Linked DNA regions of Mus musculus: region 1 is linked to region 2. The links are chromatin loops, found by intact Hi-C in ENCODE. Cell type or tissue: left cerebral cortex. All regions are shown on one strand. Each heading gives the region's core, and the rest is flanking DNA. Links, peaks and the distances in the headings are about the cores only.

Region 1 (10,043 bases), core at 875-8,874, 91 kb after region 2:
CCTGCTGATTGGAACACTGGTTTGCAGGAGACGGAGTGGTGCTGTTGACATTTGCAGAGGCTTTCCAGCTAAACTTTAAAACTCTTTGCAGAGCTAATCCTGCCGGCAATGGCTACTGGTGATATTTCTATGGTGATCACAGACACCCAGGGAAAGGGCTCGGTAATTGGTTTCCTTTAGGGGGCCAGCAAAGTTAGGTGGGGGCCAGGTTCATTTTAACACAGAAGTTGGCATGGATGGAGAGTCACCTGTGTAGAGCACACAAGGCGCTCAATAAGCTTGCCAGGCTGAACCCTGTGATGGAATGAATTCCCTGCCTTTCTTCAGTGCTATCTGGTTTGCTGAGGATAATTGGCTAATTTCAAATATTGATGCACTGCCTTTGAGCACCGTGGTGTGTTGCTCCCGGAGCCAAGCTCTGAAGATAAAATTGTGAAGCAAAACAGACAAGGAGTCTCTCTGCCTTCTGAGATCTCGGCACAGAGAAAAAGTCAGAGCAGAAATGAGTACACCCTTCTACTGCAGAACAGGAATCAGCTCTGAGCCTTGAGTCTGTACTCTCATGACCCTTGTGGACTGGAAACTGGAATGGAGAACGGGGAGGGTCCTATGGGAGTAAAGACCAATGGCGAGAAATCAGGACAAGCCTCCCAGTATTGGGGAGGGAGGGCTGGGCCACAGAAGACCTAAAAAGAAGTGGGTAGGGTTGGTACCTAGAGACAAGAGACAAGTCTGGGCATGGGACAGTAATAAGGAGGACCCACTGGCTTTATTGACCTTGCTGGCTAATAAGTGGGTAGAAGGCCACAAGAAAAGGACAAAATGGCTGGGCGTGGTGGTGCACGCCTTTAATCCCAGCACTCGGGAGGCAGAGGCAGGCGGATTTCTGAGTTCGAGGCCAGCCTGGTCTACAAAGTGAGCTCCAGGACAGCCAGGGCTATACAGAGAAACCCTGTCTCGAAAAAAAAAAAAAACAAAAAACAAAAAAAAACAAAAAAAGAAGAAGAAAAGGACAAAATGTGTCACTCAGATATTTCCATAGCCTCAGAAGGCAGAAGCAGGTGGATCTCTGTGAGTTTAAGCTCAGACAGTCCAGGCCAGCCAGAGCCACAAAATGAGACTTTGTCAAAGAAGTAGAAGAAGAAAGGAAGGAAGGAAGGAAGGAAGAAATAGAGAGAAAGAAAGAGAAGGAAATTAATTAATTAATTAGAACTTTCATAAGGTAAAAATTCAGTCTTTGGTAGAGAGAATTTCATTATCAAATTACACACATGGAAAATGTATGAGTCCTTAAAAGTCTCTATGTGTCAGCTCCTCAATGATCTCAAAGAGTTTGAGCCAGATTTGGTGAGCTGCTTAAGCCAGATTAGCTCAGTTGGTAGAGTGCTTGCTTAGCATCAGGGAGCCCTAAACAGGGGGCAGGAGGATCAGAAGTCCAAAGTCATTTCTGGATACACAGTGAGCTTGAGACCAATCTAGGCTGCATGTGACCGTGTCTCAACAAAGGAAATAAGTTGTTGAACTTCTCCGTATAGCTTTTCCATGGGAAGCTGGTGATAGGACAAATGGCTAACTGAGGTGCCTATTTAACATATCAGATTGGAAGTCACCAGTCACCAGTCTCTCTCAGCATTGCCAGTACCTGTTTCGGCACCCTGGCTCCTCTGTGGGCAAACCCCACTTGCACATAAGCCAATAGATAAGTTTGTATAGATACAAATGTGGGTATGTTGCATATATGAGATATATGTATGCCTGAACATAACTTTTTGTGTTTTCTGTAATTGGGACTATAAGTATTGCTACTTGACGTATGTCTTGAGCTTTCTACCATGTCTGATGTTCTGCAGTATTGAGAAACTGTGAGTTTATTGTGGCTTATTTAATCTTCCATGAGTAATATTTCTTGGGGATGGGTGCTATTAGAAGCAATGACTACCGTCTTTCTGTTTGTTTGTATGTATATTTGTTTGTTTAAAGATCTCATTTTACTTTATGTGTATGTGTGGTTTTGCTTGCATGCCTAGGTATACTGTATGTGTGCTTGGAGCCCAAGGAAGTCAGAAGAGGGTGTTGGAGAAATGAAGTTACAGATGGTTATGAACCACCAAGTTGGTACAGGGAATTGAACCCCGGGCCTCTGCAGAAGCAACAGTGCTCTTAACCTCTGAGCCATTTCTAATCTTCCTATAGCTACTGTCTTTTTAAAAATTGATTTAATAAAGGTTTTTAAATTTATTTTATTTTGTTTTGGATTTTTAAGTCAGGGTTTCTCTGTGTAACAGCCCTGGCAGACCTGGTCCTCACTTTGTAGACCAGGCTGGCCTTGAGTTCATAGAGATCCACCTGTCTCTGCCTCCCAAGTGCTAGGATTAAAGGCATGTACCACCATGCCTGGCTTAATTAAGTTATTTTTCCATGTACTTATTTATTGTGAGGGCCGGGTACTTGCCAATGCATCTGTGTGGCAGCCAGAGGACAATCTACGGGCCCGATCATGGGGACCTGATGATGACCACCAGGCTTGGTGGCCAGCATCTTTCCCTTCTGAACCTCCTCGGCTGCCCCAGTTATTGCCTTTTAAAAATAGCTTATTTGACACAGGATCTCATATAGCTGAGGATGACCTTGAACTTCTAGTCCTACTGTCTCACGTGCTGGGATTACAAGCATCACCAAGGCCATTTTTTTTTTTTATGGTGCTGGGGATCAAACCCTGGACTTCATGTATGCTGGGTAAACACTCTACCAGCTGAGCTAATAACCATTCCTAACTATTCTCTTATTTATCTATTGCTCCGTAGCCATACTAGATATTGCTGTTCTGTCCAGAGAATGAGCAAGTTTATCAAGCAGTAAGCAAGAGTAAAAGGACACCATGTATCAGAGTCAGCAAAACATCATCAAGCCGGATGCATACAGCATCCAACAGAAATCAGCCGGAAGCCCGGGGCTGCGTGGGCTCCTTACAGAGCCGTGTAAGAGAGAGCTTTCTCTCCATAGATGAGCATTTGCTTCCTGTTCCCATTGAGTGGGAATGGGGGCACATGTGCTTGTAAGTGAGGTGCTCTTAGGGGCCAGAAGAGATCTCTGAATCCCTAAGAGCTGGAGTTACAGGTGGTTGTTGATGTGTTTATTAAAAAGATAGAGAGGTCTAAGATATGTTCTAAGGTGTGGTGAGGTATGGGGAAGGGAATGTCTCTATGGGCATCCCTTCCCCCTGAGGGACCAGCCACAGATGGTATAGGATAGAATAGAGTTTATTCAGGGCATAGGGAGGGGAGTTAAGAGAGTAGTAGAGGCAGAGAAAGGCAGAAAGAGGGAGAGAGTAGAGAAGTAGAGGCAGGCCATGGCCATGAGCATGTGGAGAGAGGGGGAAAGGAAGAGCCCAAGAGGGCAAGAGAGAAGCAAGAGGGAAGCAATAGTAAGAGCGATAGAGGAGGGGGCAAGCAGCCCCTTTTATAATGGGCCAGGCCTACCTGGCTGTTGCCAGGTAGCTATGGGGTGGAGATCAGACTGAATGCTAACATTTGTAAGCAGTCTGCTATGGGTGTTGAGAACTGGACTCCAACCCTCTGGAAGAGCTGTGCATACTCTTAACCGTTGAGCCATCCACGCAGCCCCTCACTGCAGACATTGCTATGCTGTGGGACAAGCAGTAAGTAACCTCTGCTGGAAGTGGCTCTCCTTCTCGCTGTTCTCAGAGACACACACAGTGTTTCTACACTCTCTGGCTGCTTTGCCCTTCTCTTTTGTCCTTGTCACAGAGCCAGGGCCCAGCCTATTCCAGATGAGGGGTCTTGAAGGAGCCTTTGACACAAACACACTTGGGTCTGAGAAGAGGGCCTTCCTCACCCCCAGAGTATGCTTTCAACGCCTGCAGACATCACGTGGCAACTTACTGATATAATTTATACTACAATTGCTCATAAATTTTGGCAGCTGGGGATCTGGGAGCTGCCTGCCTGGGTGGCTTCCCACGCAGCGCTTTTCACATGGGTGCACTTAAGCTTCTTTATGGAGCACTGCCCCTACTGAGATTTGACCAGGACAGGGCAACCTCTTCCTCACATATCTGGCCAGTGGGTGCTGGTTGTTAGTTACGGTTGGGGAGGGTTGCTTCTTTCTATGTTCTTTTAGGGAGACCAGTGGAATACCACACATGTGTCTGTAGACAATTCTTGTAGAGACTTGTAATGGGGCTTCACCACCATGATTGAATATCCATTTCTTCTCGCACATCCTGGATCTTTCTGTCCGATGGGCTGAGGACTTTATAATCATTTTTGTTTTTTTCTTTTTGTAACACTACTGAAGCAGGCTGAGGAGCTCGAAATGAAATCGCTAAAAGAAAAGAAAAAATTACCAGAAGACACCAAGATGGGCTGTTGCTATGGAGAATGAATGCCTCCAGCTGTGAACCCAACCAGGAGACCGCAGCGGGGGCGGGTCACACTTACCTTCAGGAGCATCCCAGCTTCACCAAGGAGAGGGCGCATTGGAAGGAAGGGCAGCATACGGAGGGGATTGATCTGGTTGCCAGCTCATGCAGATACTAGCAGAGTGGTTCTAACTCAGGGAGCAGAGGGGAGAACTGGGCTGGGGGGTGGGGGTGGGGGTGGGGGAGGGGGGCACTTAGCTTCCCAAAGCCACGGGTTTCCTAGGCTGCTCTGGAGAGAAGTGGGTGGAATATTTCGGAGCAGGTTGGAGTGAGACCATGTACACTCATGTCTCCTCCCAGCCATTTCGTATGTCAACTGGGGTTTATTACATGCCAGACATTGTGCTGGGGCAGTAGATCTTTGAGAGACCTGACTGAAATAGGGTTGAGAGTACACACCCCTGGAAATCCATCCCCTCTCTGTAGAACGGCAACTCTATAATGTGACTCCAGGTCTGTGTGTTAACAGTGGTACCCACATGGCCTGTGCCACATACTTAGATGCGGGTGGTAACAGGAAAATTGTGAAGAAGAGTGTCAAAAGCATGTATATTTCTCTCTGCCTGAATGTGTGTGTGTGTGTGTGTGTGTGTGTGTGTGTGTGTGTGTGTGTGTGTGGTATATCCTCAGAAGCCATTCACCTTGAGGGTTTTGGGTTGGGTTGGTTTGGTTTGGTTGGTTGGCTGATTTTGGTTTGTTTGTTTGTTTGTTTGAGACAGATTTTCTCCAAGTAGGCTAGGCTGGCTGACCTCAGGATTTTACCTGTGCCGGCCTCCCACTGCTGGCATCATCAGCATGTGCCGGCTTGGCTGACCTTTTCATCTGGTTGCTGGGGATTAAATTCAGGTCCTCATGCTAAAGCAAGCTCTTAGCAATAAGCTATCTTCACAGTGCCTCTGTGCCTTTCCCTGCTGCTAGTGGCTCTCATCAACTTTGCTTTTATGCTTCCATGCCTCTAAAGGAAAAAGAAAAGAAGAGAAAAGAAAAGGAAAGAAAAACAACTTCATAAACTATTTCCCAAGTACTTTCCTGCTGAGGTGTATATGGTGGGTGGAGTCTAGTGATCTGCATCTCCCACTGCTTTGGCACTGTGTGGGTGGGGCGTGCTGCCTGTGGTGAAGTCACAGGTGAGGCAGTCTAAGTATGAGATTTTAAGTACCAGTAAGGGTAAGTCAAGGGCATATGGGGCACTTGCGATGCTACTCATCTGTTAGGAGCTAGCCCAGACTATATCTTCTCTCTCTTCTCCTCCCCTCTTCTCTTCTCTCCCTCCCCCACCTCCCCTTCCTCCCTCCTCTCTTCTGTTCTCTTCTTTCTTTGTCTGTTCTCCCATTCCTCCTCTCTCTTTAGCCCACTTCTTTTCTGCCTCCTCAGTCTTTTCCTTGCCTGAATGGCCATCTGAGTCCCCGATGCATCAATGCATCAATGTGACTGTGTTTCCATAGGCAGGTGTGTGTCTTGTTTAGTCACATTAAAAATAAATCGCTTGGCCACACACAGGCTATGAGTCAATCTGTTCCTTCCCTCTGCTTTCCAGGAACAGATTGCTCAAAACCAGACGACTGTGGTGTGAGACGCCAGCAAGGAGCGGCATGCGGTGGAAGGAACAAGCCCTCCTGAGCAGCCCTCCCGCTGGGCCTCCTGTTCACTGAAAGTCAATCAGTCACACCCACCAAACGCAGTCGGTGTGGCTGCATTCTTTAAGCCAAGGAGAACGTTAGAGGCCAAAGTTCAATGCACACATTTATTGATTTGTGTGTGTTGAACCGTCTTTGATGGTTTTATGTTTGCTATTTTCTTATTTAGTGCTCTAAGGCAGCTTGTGCTTTACTGTGACCTCATAGATGTTTCTATATGTTCTATATGTCAAGCTCCTTCACGTATCTTCCATAGCATTGTCTAAGTGGATTCTTTTACTTTCTGTTCATCATGGGAAGGTTTTTTCCCCCTTTATTTATGAAGGGTGCCTTTGCTTGACAAAGTAATCTGGGCTGGTAGTCTTTGTATTTCTGAATTTGAAATACATCATTCCATGCCTTCCGAGTTTTTAGAGTTTCTATTGAGGAATTGAGGTCATTGCTAAGATACCCTGCCAGGAATTTCACCTTTGGGTATCACAGTTTTTTGCTGTGGTTCTTTTTTGAAGCAGGTTCTCCTATAGTCCAGGCTGTTCTCCAACTGGCTATGTAATTGGGGTGACCTTAAACTTCTGATCTTCCTGCCTTTGTCACCCACTCTTGAGGTACTAGGATTATAGATGTACCACCACACTAGGTCAGTTGATGCAGTGCTGTGGATGGGTCCCAGGGCTTTGTGCATGCTAAGCAAGCCCTCCATCCTCCTCTGCAGCCGCAGCCCAGGACCTCAGTCTCTGTAGACTAAGCACTTTAGTCATTTTGTAAACATTATTTAGGGTTAGATGAACTCCACTGCTCTACTACATTAGCCAGTTACTAACTTAACACTGGAGTCTCTTCACCTTCAAAATGCTATAGAAACCAGGATCAGCAGAGATGATATCTTTTTTATTATTATTTTCTTTTATTTTTTTAATTTTATTTTATTAGATATTTTCTTTATATACATTTCAAATGCAAGTTCCCTATTCCCTCCCCTGCCATGCTCCCCTACCCACCCACTCCCAATTCTTGGCCCTGCCGTTCCCCTGTACTGGGGCATTATAAAGTTTGCAAAACCTAGGGGCCTCTCGTCCCAGTGATGGTCGACTAGGCCATCTTCTGCTACATATGCAGCTAGAGACATGAGCTCTGGGGGTACTGGTTAGTTCATCTTGTTGTTCTACCTATAGGGTTACAGATCCCTTCAGCTCCTTGGGTACTTTCTCTAACTCCTCCATTGGGGGCCCTGTGTTCCATCCTATAGATGACTGTGAGCATCCACTTCTATATTTGCCAGGCACTGGCATAGCCTCACTCAAAACAGCTATATCAGGGTCCTTTCAGCAAAATCTTGCTGACATATGCAATAGTGTCTGGGTTTGGTGGCTGATTATGGGATGGATCCCCGGGTGGAGTAGTCTCTGGATAGTCCATCCTTTCATCATAGCTCCAAACTTTGTCTCTGTAACTCCTTTCATGGGTATTTTGTTCCCTATTCTAAGGAGGAATGAAGTATCCACCCGTTGATCCTCCTTCTTGATTTTCTTGTGTTTTGCAAGTTGTATCTTGGGTATTCTAAGTTTCTGGGCTAATATCACTTATCAGTGAGTGCATATCTAGTGACTTCTTTTGTGATTGGGTTACCTCACTCAGGATGATATCCTCCGGATACCTCCATTTGCCCAAGAAATTCATAAATTCATTGTTTTTAATAGCTGAGTAGTACTCCATTGTGTAAATGTATCACATTTTCTGTATCCATTCCTCTGTTGAGGGACATCTGGGTTTTTTCCAGCTTCAGGCTATTATAAATAGGGCTGCTATGAACATAGTGGAGCATGTGTCCTTATTACCAGTTGGAACATCTTCTGGGTGTATGCCCAGGAGAGGTATTGCTGGATCTTCCGGTAGTACTATGTCCAATTTTCTGAGAAACCTCCAGACTGATTTCCAGAGTGGTTGTATAAGCTTGCAATCCCACCAGCAATGGAGAAGTGTTCCTCTTTCTCCACATCCTCGCCAGCATCTGCTGTCACCTGAATTTTTTATCTTAGCCATTCTGACTGGTGTAAGGTGGAATCTCAGGGTTGTTGATTTGCATTTCCCTGATGATTAAGGATGTTGAACAGTTTTTCAGGTGCTTCTCAGCCATTCGGTATTTCTCAGTTGAGAATTCTTTGTTTAGCTATTACCCCATTTTTAATGGGGTTATTTGAATTTCTGGAGTCCAGCTTCTTGAACTCTTTGTATATATTAGATATTAGTCCCCTATCAGATGTAGGATTGGTAAAAATCCTTTCCCAATCTGTTGGTGGCCTTTTTGTCTTATTGACAGTGTCTTTTGCCTTACAGACGCTTTGCAATTTTATGAGGTCCCATTTGTCAAAAAATTCTTGATCTTGCAGTACAAGCCATTGCTGTCCTGTTTAGGAATTTTTCCCCTGTGCCCATATCTTCGAGACTTTTCCCCACTTTCTTATCTATAAATTTCAGTGTCTCTGGTTTTATGTGGAGGTCTTTGATCCACTTAGACTTGAGCTTTGTACAAGGAGATAAGAATGGATCAATTTGCCTTCTTCTACATGATAACCGCCAGTTGTGTCAACACCATTTGTTGAAAATGCTATCATTTTTCCACTGGATGGTTTTAGCTTCCTTGTCAAAGATCAAGTGACCATAGGTGTGTGTATTCATTTTTGGGTCTTCAATTCTATTCCATTGATCTACCTGTCTGTCACTGTACCAGTACCATGCAGTTTTTATCACAATTGCTCTGCAGTACAGCTTAAGGTCAGACATGGTGATTCCACCAGAGGTTCTTTTATTGTTGAGAATAGTTTTTGCTATCCTAGGTTTTTTATTATTCCAGATGAATTTTCAAATTGCCCTTTCTAACTCAGTGAAGAATTGAGTTGGAATTTTGATGGGGATTGCATTGAATCTGTAGATTGCTTTCGGCAGGATAGCCATTTTGACTATATTAATCCTGCCAATCCATGAGCATGGGAGATCTTTCCATCTTCTGAGATCTTCCTCAATTTCTTTCTTCAGAGACGTGAAGTTCTTATCATACAGATCTTTCACTTCCTTAGAGTCACACCAAGGTATTTTATATTATTTGTGACTATTGTGAAGGGTGTTGTTTCCCTAATTTCTTTCTCAGCCTGTTTATCCTTTGTGTAGAGAAAGGCCATTGATTTGTTTGAGTTAATTTTATATTCAGCTACTGCACTGAAGCTGTTTATCAGGTTTAGGGGTTCTCTGGTGGAATTTTTAGGGTCACTTATATATACTATCATATCATCTGCAAATAGTGATATTTTGACTTCTTCCTTTCCAATTTGTATCCCCTTGATCTCCTTTTGTTGTCGAATTGCTCTGGCTAGGACTTCAAATACTATATTGAATAGGTAAGGAGAAAGTGGGCAGCCTTGTCTAGTCCCTGATTTTAGTGGAATTGCTTCGAGTTTCTCTCCATTTACTTTGATGTTGGCTACTGGTTTACTGTATATTGCTTTCATTATGTTTAGGTATGGGCCTTGAATTCCTGATCTTTCCAAGACTTTTATCATGAAGGGGTGTTGGATTTTGTCAAATGCTTTCTCAGCATCTAACAAGATGATCATGTGGTTTTTGTCTTTGAGTTTGTTTATATAGTGGATTATGTTGATGGATTTCCATATATTAAACCATCCCTGCATCCCTGGGATGAAGCCTACTTGATCATGATAGATGATCGTTTTGATGTGTTCTTGGATTCAGTTTGCAAAAATTTTATTGAGTATTTTTGCATCAATATTCATAAGGGAAATTGGTCTGAAGTTCTCTTTCTTTGTTGGATCTTTGTGTGGTTTAGGTATCAAAGTAATTGTAGCTTCATAGAATGAATTGGGTAGAGTACCTTCTGTTTCTATTTTGTGGAATAGTTTGAGGAGAGTTGGAATTAGTTCTTCTTTGAAGGTCTGATAGAACTCTGCACTAAA
Region 2 (10,043 bases), core at 777-8,776:
TACCAAGCACGTCCTTCCTTGTGTTTTGCTCTTAGAGCCACAGCAGGACCAGAGCCACCTTGGTCTCTGTTTTAGAGATCAAAGCATAGAATTCCACTCAAGGGTTCTGCCACTCGGCAGTGGTGTTGAGGGTGATTTTAGCAGGTGGCTTCGGGACTTGCTTGATCCTGGCACTAGGGTCTGCTCATAGCCTTCCCACCACCATCTGTGACTGGTGTTTGCCAACCAGCAGTAGAAGAGAACCAGCCAGTTTCTTCCTGAGGTTGTACCATCTGCAGCCTGCATTCTGACCTATTAGTCTGAGTGGCTACAACTGAACAGTTCTATCCCTGTTGGCATGGGTGCTTTACTGGTATCCCACCCGAGCAAACCCTGGCAAGAGTTACCTCCTGGCTAACCTCATCTTCACAAAGACCACAGAAGACAGTATTCCTCAAAAAGCTGGAAGAAGAGATGGCTCACCTGTAATGAGCACTTGCTCTTCTTGCAAAGGACCTGGGTTCAGTTCCTAGCACCCGCGTGAAGGCTTGTAACCTACTGCAGTTCTATGGGATACAATGTGATCTTCTGGCTTCTGTGGCCACTGCTTGCATATGGTGCACACATATGTGCAAGCAAAACACTCATAAGCACAAAATAAAACAAAGAAGTTGTTGTTTTTTGTTTTATTTGAGTTGGAAGAAATCCAGCTCTTGGACCCAACTTCTACTCCTTTAAAGTTTTAGAGAGTACCTATTTGGTTAGGTTGGAAGGCTGGAATTCTGTATGAATGGCCATGATATTCGTCTGTCCACTTACTGACCCCTGAGTCCACCTTTGACTTTGTTTTGTTGTTGCAGTTTGTGTGATTGTTTGTTGAAGATAAACCACAAAGGGGGGAAATACCAACAGCCTCGTGAGGACTTACAAAGGTTCACAAATGATTCAAGACCTGGAGCTTATTGCCCTTCTCAGAAGCATGAGGGACACCTACTGACTCACTCCTAACGAACAGTATGGCAGCAACGAGAGCTGGGACCCTGCTCTTAAAGGCATTGCAGCTTCTAGCTCTCTTTTCCTCACACACTCATGGAAACCAACTGCTTGAGGACCTTCAAACAGGGGTGTACATAGCTATAGACTTGACCCCCAGGTAACCCCTATGTGAGTGACCTATCTTGGTGATCCCAGCTTAGCCCCACAACATGGAACCTTAAGGTGATGTACTAATCAGCCTTTCTAGAGGAAGAGAACTGATATGCAATAGATAGATAGATAGATAGATAGATAGATAGATAGATAGATAGATAGATAGATAGATAGATACTATGTGTACATATACATATCTCTAATGAATCCCATATATGGGATTTATTAGAATGGCTTACTGGCTATGGTCTGGTTAGCCCAACAGTGGACCATCCTGATCAAAAGGCCAAGAATCCGGTAGTTGTTTGGTACATGAGGCTGGATATACCAATAAACTCAGCCAATCTTCAGACTTTGTTAGAATTCTACACCCCCCACCCAATGGACTCTAATAATACCAAAAACCAAACACCTCAGGAACAAGATAGATGATCTTGCAATCAAGACTGTGGGCAAACAGGCAAGAGCAAGAGCTCTCTCCTCCCAGGCACTTTTATGTGAGCTGCTACCAGAAGGTGTGGCCCAGGATTAGGGTGCATCTTCCCACCACAAATGATGCAATCAAAAGCCAGTCATAGTGGCACACACCTGTAACCCCAGTGCCCAGTAGGCAAAAGCAGGCAGATGGTTGGGAGTATGAGGCTACCCTGCTCTACACATGATAGACCATAGTGAGACCCTGCCTTGAAAGAAAAAAAAAAATCCAGTCAAGAAAATACTTTACATACGTGCTCATCTGTGAGTTCTTTAGTTGATTCCAATTTGTAGACAATCAAGATTAACCATCACAGGAGACTGCAGCTTGGCCTAACCTCATAAGAGATGAGTCAGGACCACCTAGGGAAAGTCCCTCCTAGCTCCACATAGACCATGTGAGATAATACATGTCTGTGGTTTGAAAACTCCTCATTCCAGAGCATTTATTATGCAGCAAATTGGTAGTGACAGTAGTTGTTAAGAGTAGATCAATCCGTTCCTATCCCTGCATGGAAATCTACCTTCCCACAGCACCAGACACCTGAAAAGCAAGAACAACAGAGCAGCAGCCACAGCTCACTGCATATAAAATGCAAGGGTCTCTACGCCCACAGAAAGTAGAAGAAACCCTTTCTTGATGGAAACAATGATTCTGATGCTTTACAATCCAGGCCGAGACGAGCATTCCAGCAATTGGAGAGACAGCAAGCGTGGAGCCATTCAGAGCAGTTAATAGCAGCTCTTCAGCAGTAGGGCAACTGTTTTCTCCCAAACACTTAGATCATACCACAAACCCACCACTTTCAGCCAATCTTGTGGAAAATACATGGCTCTTGAATACAGAGGGGGAAAACATCCTCTTACCCATCCGGATTATCCCAGAACGAGAAGTTGAGAGCTCTATCTCTATAGGGCCCCTATTAAAAGAAAAGTGACATTTTGAGGACACGAAGTGTTCACACAAGAACAGTCCTCATTTGACAGCAAGAAGATTGAAATGGTTTCTGAATATGATATTATGTCTCTGAATTAACATATGATGAATTAAAATTCAGTAAGAATTAGTTTCTCTACCTAATTAAAAATGAGGCAGGATGGCTTAGCATGTCAAAGCTTGCTATCAGGCCTAATGACCCAAGTTCAATCCCCAGGACCTGCATGGTGAAAGGAGCCAAAGAGTCCACAAAGTTGTCCTTTCAACAAACACGTACTTCAGCATGAACTGCTCCCTCCATGATAGATCTAATCTTAAGCAGAAAATCCATATAAAAAGAAAACCATTCAGCCAAGTTATACATTTGCACAATAAACTGCATTTTACACATACAAGAGACATATAGATAGGCCATACACATAGACCATTTACAAAATAATCATTAACTTAGAGCTAGGAAAATGCATCTGAATAGATCTCCATGACTCAAGTGTGTGGTAGACATCCTGTGGGGAATTGCAGGTTGGTCTCCAGTCGAGCTGAGGTCTGAACCCTGATGGTCATAATTCACCTACATGACACGGTAGGCATTCCCTCATGCTCCTGGAACTCTGGCCCCACAGCCCCGACAAGAAAAGCATGGTCAATAGTCATGTAAGCAATGGCCCAAGCTTCTGACCTTCAGGCTAAACTCCTCCCCAGTTACCTAGCAACAGTGAAGACCATAAAAAGGGGTGCTCAGCCTCCACCTCACTCACTCTCTTACTCTTTTTGTTTACCTCTCACTTCTCTCACTTCTCTCTCCTCTTCCCTTTCTCTTTGTCTTCTCCTCTCTTCTCTCCTCTCTCTCTCTCTCTCTCTCTCTCTCTCTCTCTCTCTCTCTCTCTCTCTCTCTCTTTCCCCTGCATTTCTATAATAAAGCTCTTAAACCATAGAGAGTCTCTGCTCCACGAAGACGCACTACACACTCTGGTCAGTGTTGGGAACTTCTTTCCCTATTCCCTCTCTCCTACAATTCCAGGCTTTAGCAAGGTAGCTCCAGGGTCACCGGTCAGAGGCTGCCCCTTCTCCACCCCCCACTCCCCCCTCCGAGTGGGGTCAGCCTTAGATGCTCACCCGGAGCATGTAGAAAGCACTGGCAGCTCTGCCTGCGTCCGCCTGCTCAGAGCACAGGAACTCTGGCGGGACATGGGCCCCTTTTCCTTCTCCACTTTTCTCCAGGGCTCCCCGGGACCCCCCCCTTTTTTTATTCCCTACAACATCCTACTACCTTTAGCAATGAGGACAAAAGTTAATTCTTTGAACCACAAGATCTTAGAAAAAAAATCTTTGCTTTCCACCCTTTCTTCAATACCTCATTGTCAAATATAAATTGCAAATACATAAGGGTAGGGCATCATGAAGAATGGGGGAAGGGAGAGAAAACAAAACCACAACAAAATCAACACAGTTGCTGCAGAAGAAAAGAACAGAGAGAAGGCTTTCCCATAGGCAGCCAAACCTTCCACTCCTGAAACCTGTGGGTCTAGACCCACAGACTTCATGAAAGAGTGATTTCCCAGCAGATGATCAGGATACTGCTATTGGAAGAAACAGAAAGGGAATTTCAACCTTGGCAGGGGCGGGGGCACATGACTGAGAGTCACACATATAGTACCTTTTATATAGTCAAGTTGACCATGAACTCCTGGTCTTCCTTCGTTTGCCTCTGAAGTGCTGGGGTTACAGGTTTACATCACCATATCTAATTTATGGGGTACTGGGGTTCAGACCCAGGGCTTTATGGATGTTTGGCAAGAGCTCTATGACCGAGCTACATCCCAGTCTTTTGTTTTTATCTTAAGCCAACTGGAGATCACTGTCTGAAAGAGTCCTAACAGTGGTGGTACAGGACTATTATAGAGAGAAACCAGGTAGCTCTTGAGATGGGTGGAAGTTTGATACACAGAAAGGTATGGGTGTGGGTGCTTCTAGTTGGAATAAACAATACAGACAAAAGCCTCAAGACCGCGAAAAAGGACAAACAACTCTGTGAAGAATAATAAATACTGAAATGCAGGTCAAGATCAGATTGCACACAGATTCGAAGGTCAGTCGCTGTCGGAGCTTGGTTCAAAGCCAAGTTCAAGCCACCAGAGGCTTTAAAGGCTGAGAGTGACCTGGTCAACCAAGGACCCAGGGAAGAATAGCCAGTATGATCTCACAAGTTGGCCTGAAGTGGGGGACCTCCCAGGAATGAGTCAATGAGGGCAGAATCCAAGCACAGATTCCTCCTGAGATGTGTGACATCAGCAGTAGGTGACCCCTCAGCAAGGCCCAGTACTCAGCATTTCAGTAGACACAGAACTCTCAATGTTCAGATTTAATGACTGAATATCTTAGGAACATAACCCTCAAGATCGGTCATGTACACATTCCACAGATGTTTTACTTTGAGCCCAGCACTCATATGGGAGTTTGACGAATGAGCAAAGACTGATATCATTGAGGCATACTTCCACACACACAAAAATAATGAAACCCAACCATGATACATACTATGAGAATTACTGAGTACTACGAAATCTTGGGCCAGGGTACCTATCCCAATCCCATGGGTGTTTTCGGATCAGAGAGAGTGTCCCAGCAGAAATGACAGCTAGGGTAGGTCTGAGGCAGGATGGGAGTTAAATATGGTGGAGGGGGGTTTGACGGGTAATTCACTCAGAAGCACGTGCTAAGATTAGATGATGCTTCATCAGAGGTGTGGAAAATTCCAGTGTGGCTTTTCTCCAGAGATGAAAAACACGTCAGAAGACTTCGGTAGGAGGCAGCAGGTTGTCAGCTTCTCTGTGTTGTCAGTCTAAGAGCAATGCTTACATGTTGTAGTTGAGGTCCTTCAATTCCATTTGTTGTTTTGATCACACACAAGAAGAAGCCAACAAGGGGCCAATCTCATTTATAGTGTAAGTGGGTGCTCAATACCCAACAGATGGTTGGAGGTAAAGATTATGTGGGAAGTCTTTGAAACTATCTCCTCTGCAGATTGATGACTGCAGTCATTTGATGCAACAGTAAACACAAGATAGAAAATGCTAATTCTTCTAAGAAGAGCCATGTGGCCACTCACATGTGCACCAAGGTACAAACAACTCATGAACTTTCTTGAGAATAGATTGTTATATGACACCGACTTTTCCTGGGGAGACAATACACACACACACATGCACATATGTACATGTGGGAACCCTAGATAGGGAACCCATCACAGACCACAGTTAATGATTGCACTGAAGTCTAACTTGGAAAACCAATGAGTTTGCATTCGGGTTATTATGAAGGGTATGGGTGAATGGAGATAATTCAAAGCAGCTGCACCACAAGAAACACGAGTGAGGACTCCCCAAAGTTCCAAGCCTGGAGTTCTCTGCACGGCTTGCAGGCTAAATCGTTCTGCAGCCCTGTTGGCCACAGTCTTCTCTCAGCTGCCTTATTCCTTTTGTAAAGCTGGGGAAGGGCCTCTGAGAATTTACACTTTTCCAGACTTGTGACCTTCTGTCTACTTCTTAAATCTCCAGAGCCTCTCCCTCCCCCCTAGAGGGAAAGGCTCTTTTCTGAGGAAACTGCCATCTAACACAGGTGTGCAGATCACAGAGCAATAGATGGAGGTTGGGGGGAGGATCTGGTGCCTAAGGCAGGAGCAAGGGGAAACCCTAGAGATGGGTAGGAGGCATACAGTGGGAACACTTCTGGCACTGGAGAGAATGCCTAGTGCCTAGTACATGCTTGGCAGGGATTTGCAGAAAGAAATGAAATCAAGAAAGAAAGAGGCTTGGCTTGTGTTTCAGGTTTTTAAAAAAAATTGGCTTTCTTCTCCCTGAGCCCATATACATCATCAAGTATAATGAGCTCTCTAGCTCTCTGCATCCTGATTTTACATCCATGGACACAATCATCCATGCATCAAAAACATATGGAAGAAATTTGAGTTCATACTGAACATAAATAGACTGTTTGCTCTTGCTCTCACTCCCTGAACAATGCTGTGTGGTACCCATTCACATGACATGGACGTACTATTACCCAGTGCATAGCATCTAGAGATGAAGTGCTTGGGAGGATGCTCCTGTTTGTCTGTACGTGCTCTTCTGTCTCATATGAAGTTCATGGAAAGGGATGCAGGCACTTTTTGGACTTCAAGGTATATATCTCAGAGTTCCTGATTCCCCAAACACAGGATCAGATGGCACACAGCTTTTTTCCATGAAGGCCGGAACCTGAGAATAGACAGGCATTGTGAGAATCCTAAAAGACTCTGGGCAGACACTCCAGGGTTCAAGGCCAGCATCCAGACTCTGGTGACCCTGTCACTGAGAACTCACTTGAAAGAGTCATTGCCATTTTCTGACATACTTTTAGAAACCTTTGGGACAAACTGTCTATTAGCAACTGTGGTGGTTTGAATTAGAAATGTCCCCAGTAGGTTTATGTATTTGAACACTTTCCCCAGTTCCCAGTGATGCTTAAGGAGGTTATATAAACTTTAGGTGATGAAGCCTTCTAAAGAAAGTATGCCGCTGGGAATGGCTCTATATAGCCTTGCTGTGTGAACACTGAAGATCTTGTTCCCCAATTGGTTCTTGATCAATCAATAAAGATGCCACAAGCTAATGGTTGGGTGGAAGAGGCGGGACTTCCAGGTCCCCCACAAGCAGGACAGGAGACACAGGAAGAAGAAAGGGTATTCACCATGCTTCAGAGGGAGAGAGAGTCTCCAGCCATGTGACCCCTTCCCCAATTGGGAGATTAGAAACACAACTAAGCTGAGGGCAGATGTAAGGTGTTGAGCAAGGAGAGGTAACTGGGCAACTAAGCTAAGGGTAGATTTAGAGTGTTGAACCAGGAATAAAGGAAAAAGCACGCTAGCTGCGGAAGGTTTAGAGAAGCCCAGTCGCTGAGCCAGAAGGCAGGTTAAAAATGAGCCCCGTGTGTGTGTGTGTGTGTGTGTGTGTGTGTGTGTGTGTGTGTGTGTGTGTGTGTGTCTTTTATCCGCAGATCCAAGGGAACCAGGGCGGTGGCTGGTAGCTCAGTCTGCCCAGAGCTTAAAGCAGGGTAGTACGAACACTGCACCTTGCCCCTTCTCTCTCCCTTTCTGTTTGTAAAGGAAGAAAATGTGATCAGCCAGCTTCCTCTGCTATGCCCTCCCTAACATAATGGAATTCATCATTCCGGAACCATAAGCTAAAATAAACCCTTTCTTCCTTAACTTGCTTATAGTCATGGTGTTTTATTACAGCCACAGAAAAGTAACTAACGCAGCAGTCCTCAGAGGTTTGGTTTAAACAGCCACAATGAATCATTGCCACTGACTGAGTGTGTCTGCATCGGAGGAATCTTTTCACATGTATTAGGACAGAAAAGGAAGAAAGACTGCTTTTATATAAAGAAGATCAGCTTGTCTTTTTCTTTCCACACCATATAAAAGACAGGCCTCTCTCTCTCTCTCTCTTCTGGTGCACATTTTGACTAAAATGTCCCTCTTCTGTATTCTTCCAACACTCAGGCAGAATAATAATAATAATAATAATAATAACTTGTGGAATAATTTAGTAAAATTGCGGGTTAATAGGTTAATGTTAACCTTACCTCTCACTGATTCTGAATTAATCACTGGGGGAAACAGTAAACTGCTTAATGAAAGTGTCACCCTCATTAAGGAATGCTAAGTGAGTATGAGGACGCCTCCCTGAGAACCAGCACGGGCTATGTGCTCATGACAACCCTAGCATTTAAAGGTTTCATGACTGAAGGGTCTAAAGTTGAATTTTGTGATAAGATACCTGCAGAATAAGGCCCACTTTAACAATGATTCTGCCTCTCTAGTGTGTTCTAAAGATTGTTTCCATGGGGACATGCATTGTGCGCTCTAAAGTTTTCCTCATATAGATTTTTTTCTCTTGCATCTAGATATTTGGAGAGCATCTATCATTTGGGTATCTCCTCTCTGAACATGTCTCCAGGAGGGGAGAGAAAAACATTTCTAGAAAGACATAAAAGCCGGTCACTCATCAGAAAGAGCCCGTAAAATTTGTAAAATTATACAGGACTTGAAGGACTCCTAAGTGACCTTCCTTCCGGAACTCATCTCCTGCTCAGGTATCAGTTGAGGAGACAAAAGCCCAGGTCCATATCCCTTGCTACATTTTCTAAGATGTCTTCTCCAGTGTTTGAACCTTTCTGGACTAGACAGACTAAAACCCAGGTGGAAGGCTTGCTGGACTGGGAGGTTCGGGCCCTTAGACAAAAGATGCCTCCTCTATGTGCCAGGGGCAAAGCTGTGCCTACCTCTCACCATCGTATTCCCCTGTGGAATTCAGAAGACTGCATTGCTTAGGGTAGGCTTGGCTTGGTTCAAGCCAGTGATGAGAGCAGAGGCAGTAAATGCTGCTTCACATCAGAGTTCTGTGGGCTGATCATTATGGGATGTGCCACGTTTTACTAGGAAACATAGTTAGCAGCTCTGGGAATAATTAAGGTCTCTCATCTCAGCCCCTAAGATCTCCTGAGGTATCCGCTGCTGTCCCAGTCATCCATCGCCTGCCTGACCTACTGGCCATCTGGATGTACAGAAACAGTTAAGGATCCCAAGGTCCTAGAAGATGAGGGGGTGGCTAGTTGGTCCTTCTATCACAATGTGGTAAACTGTTGACCTGAAGTAAATGATGACCTCACTATTAATTCAGCTGCTGGAATATAAGATTGTCCTGGTATCCATCAGTGAGATGCAGCAGGTTGCTAGGCAAACCTAGCAACAGATAGTCCTTGCAGAAAGACAAAGTACTGTGACCAGAGATGGACAGGTCAAGAACTCAGAGCCCAAATTAGAAGTTAAGGCCATGGATGCGGTATTAGCAGCCATAGCCTGACCTGGGCCAAAAATGGCCAAGGCTTTGGGATTCAGGGATTGGAGCTCCCACTGGACTCCAGTCCCTGGGGAACATAGTTTGTATAGTGAGGTAAGCAGGACCTTATTTTTCCAAACAGAACACATAGAAAGGAATCAGCTAAGACAGAGGTTCAAGCCAAAGGATAGGACATAATGTGCTTGGTGACTTGGACCACAGGACAGGTTTGGTGGTAGGGAAATGAGACAGGACCTTCCCTGCCTAGGGGCTAATGTCAGGGGAACAAAGAATGAAGGTCATAGAATATGTCAGTCCTGTGAGGCCATCATACTCTAGGAATGACTGGATAATCACACACTCCAAGAAGACTTGGTGAGTACAGGCAGAGGAGAGTAAGCTTGGGAGCTAATCCAAGCAACACAATGGAGACCAGGAAATCAGAGCTCAATATATAAAACAGGAATCAAGAGACCTTGGACAAGACAAGTAGGGAGAGGCTTCGGGGAGAAGAGTTGAGAGGAGCCACTGAGTTTAGTGACCAGCCAGCTGCCACTTAGTACCGGATCAGGGAGACTTCAAGGAGACAAGAAGCAGTTCTGATGAGTTCATAGATCTGGCAG

What was found. Peaks named below come from ENCODE experiments on the same cell type or tissue, not always from the same donor. Only the 100,000 strongest peaks of a DNase experiment are listed, where the experiment ranks them.
Region 1: a loop joins it to region 2, with 2.4 times the contacts of the local background. A loop is called at or near these places in 4 of 42 quality-filtered maps.

What each region holds. Positions count from the first base shown.
Region 1 is chr9:62,216,684-62,226,726 of GRCm38, forward strand. No RefSeq gene overlaps it. Among named protein-coding and RNA genes, the nearest start is that of A730043L09Rik, 22 kb to the right of the region's middle. In left cerebral cortex, for the core only: no CTCF peak of the experiment used is centred there; DNase peaks (open chromatin) are centred at 3,950, 4,377, 5,551 and 5,950; H3K27ac peaks cover 1,910 bases.
Region 2 is chr9:62,126,254-62,136,296 of GRCm38, forward strand. No RefSeq gene overlaps it. Among named protein-coding and RNA genes, the nearest start is that of Glce, 8.7 kb to the left of the region's middle. In left cerebral cortex, for the core only: no CTCF peak of the experiment used is centred there; DNase peaks (open chromatin) are centred at 5,291 and 6,276.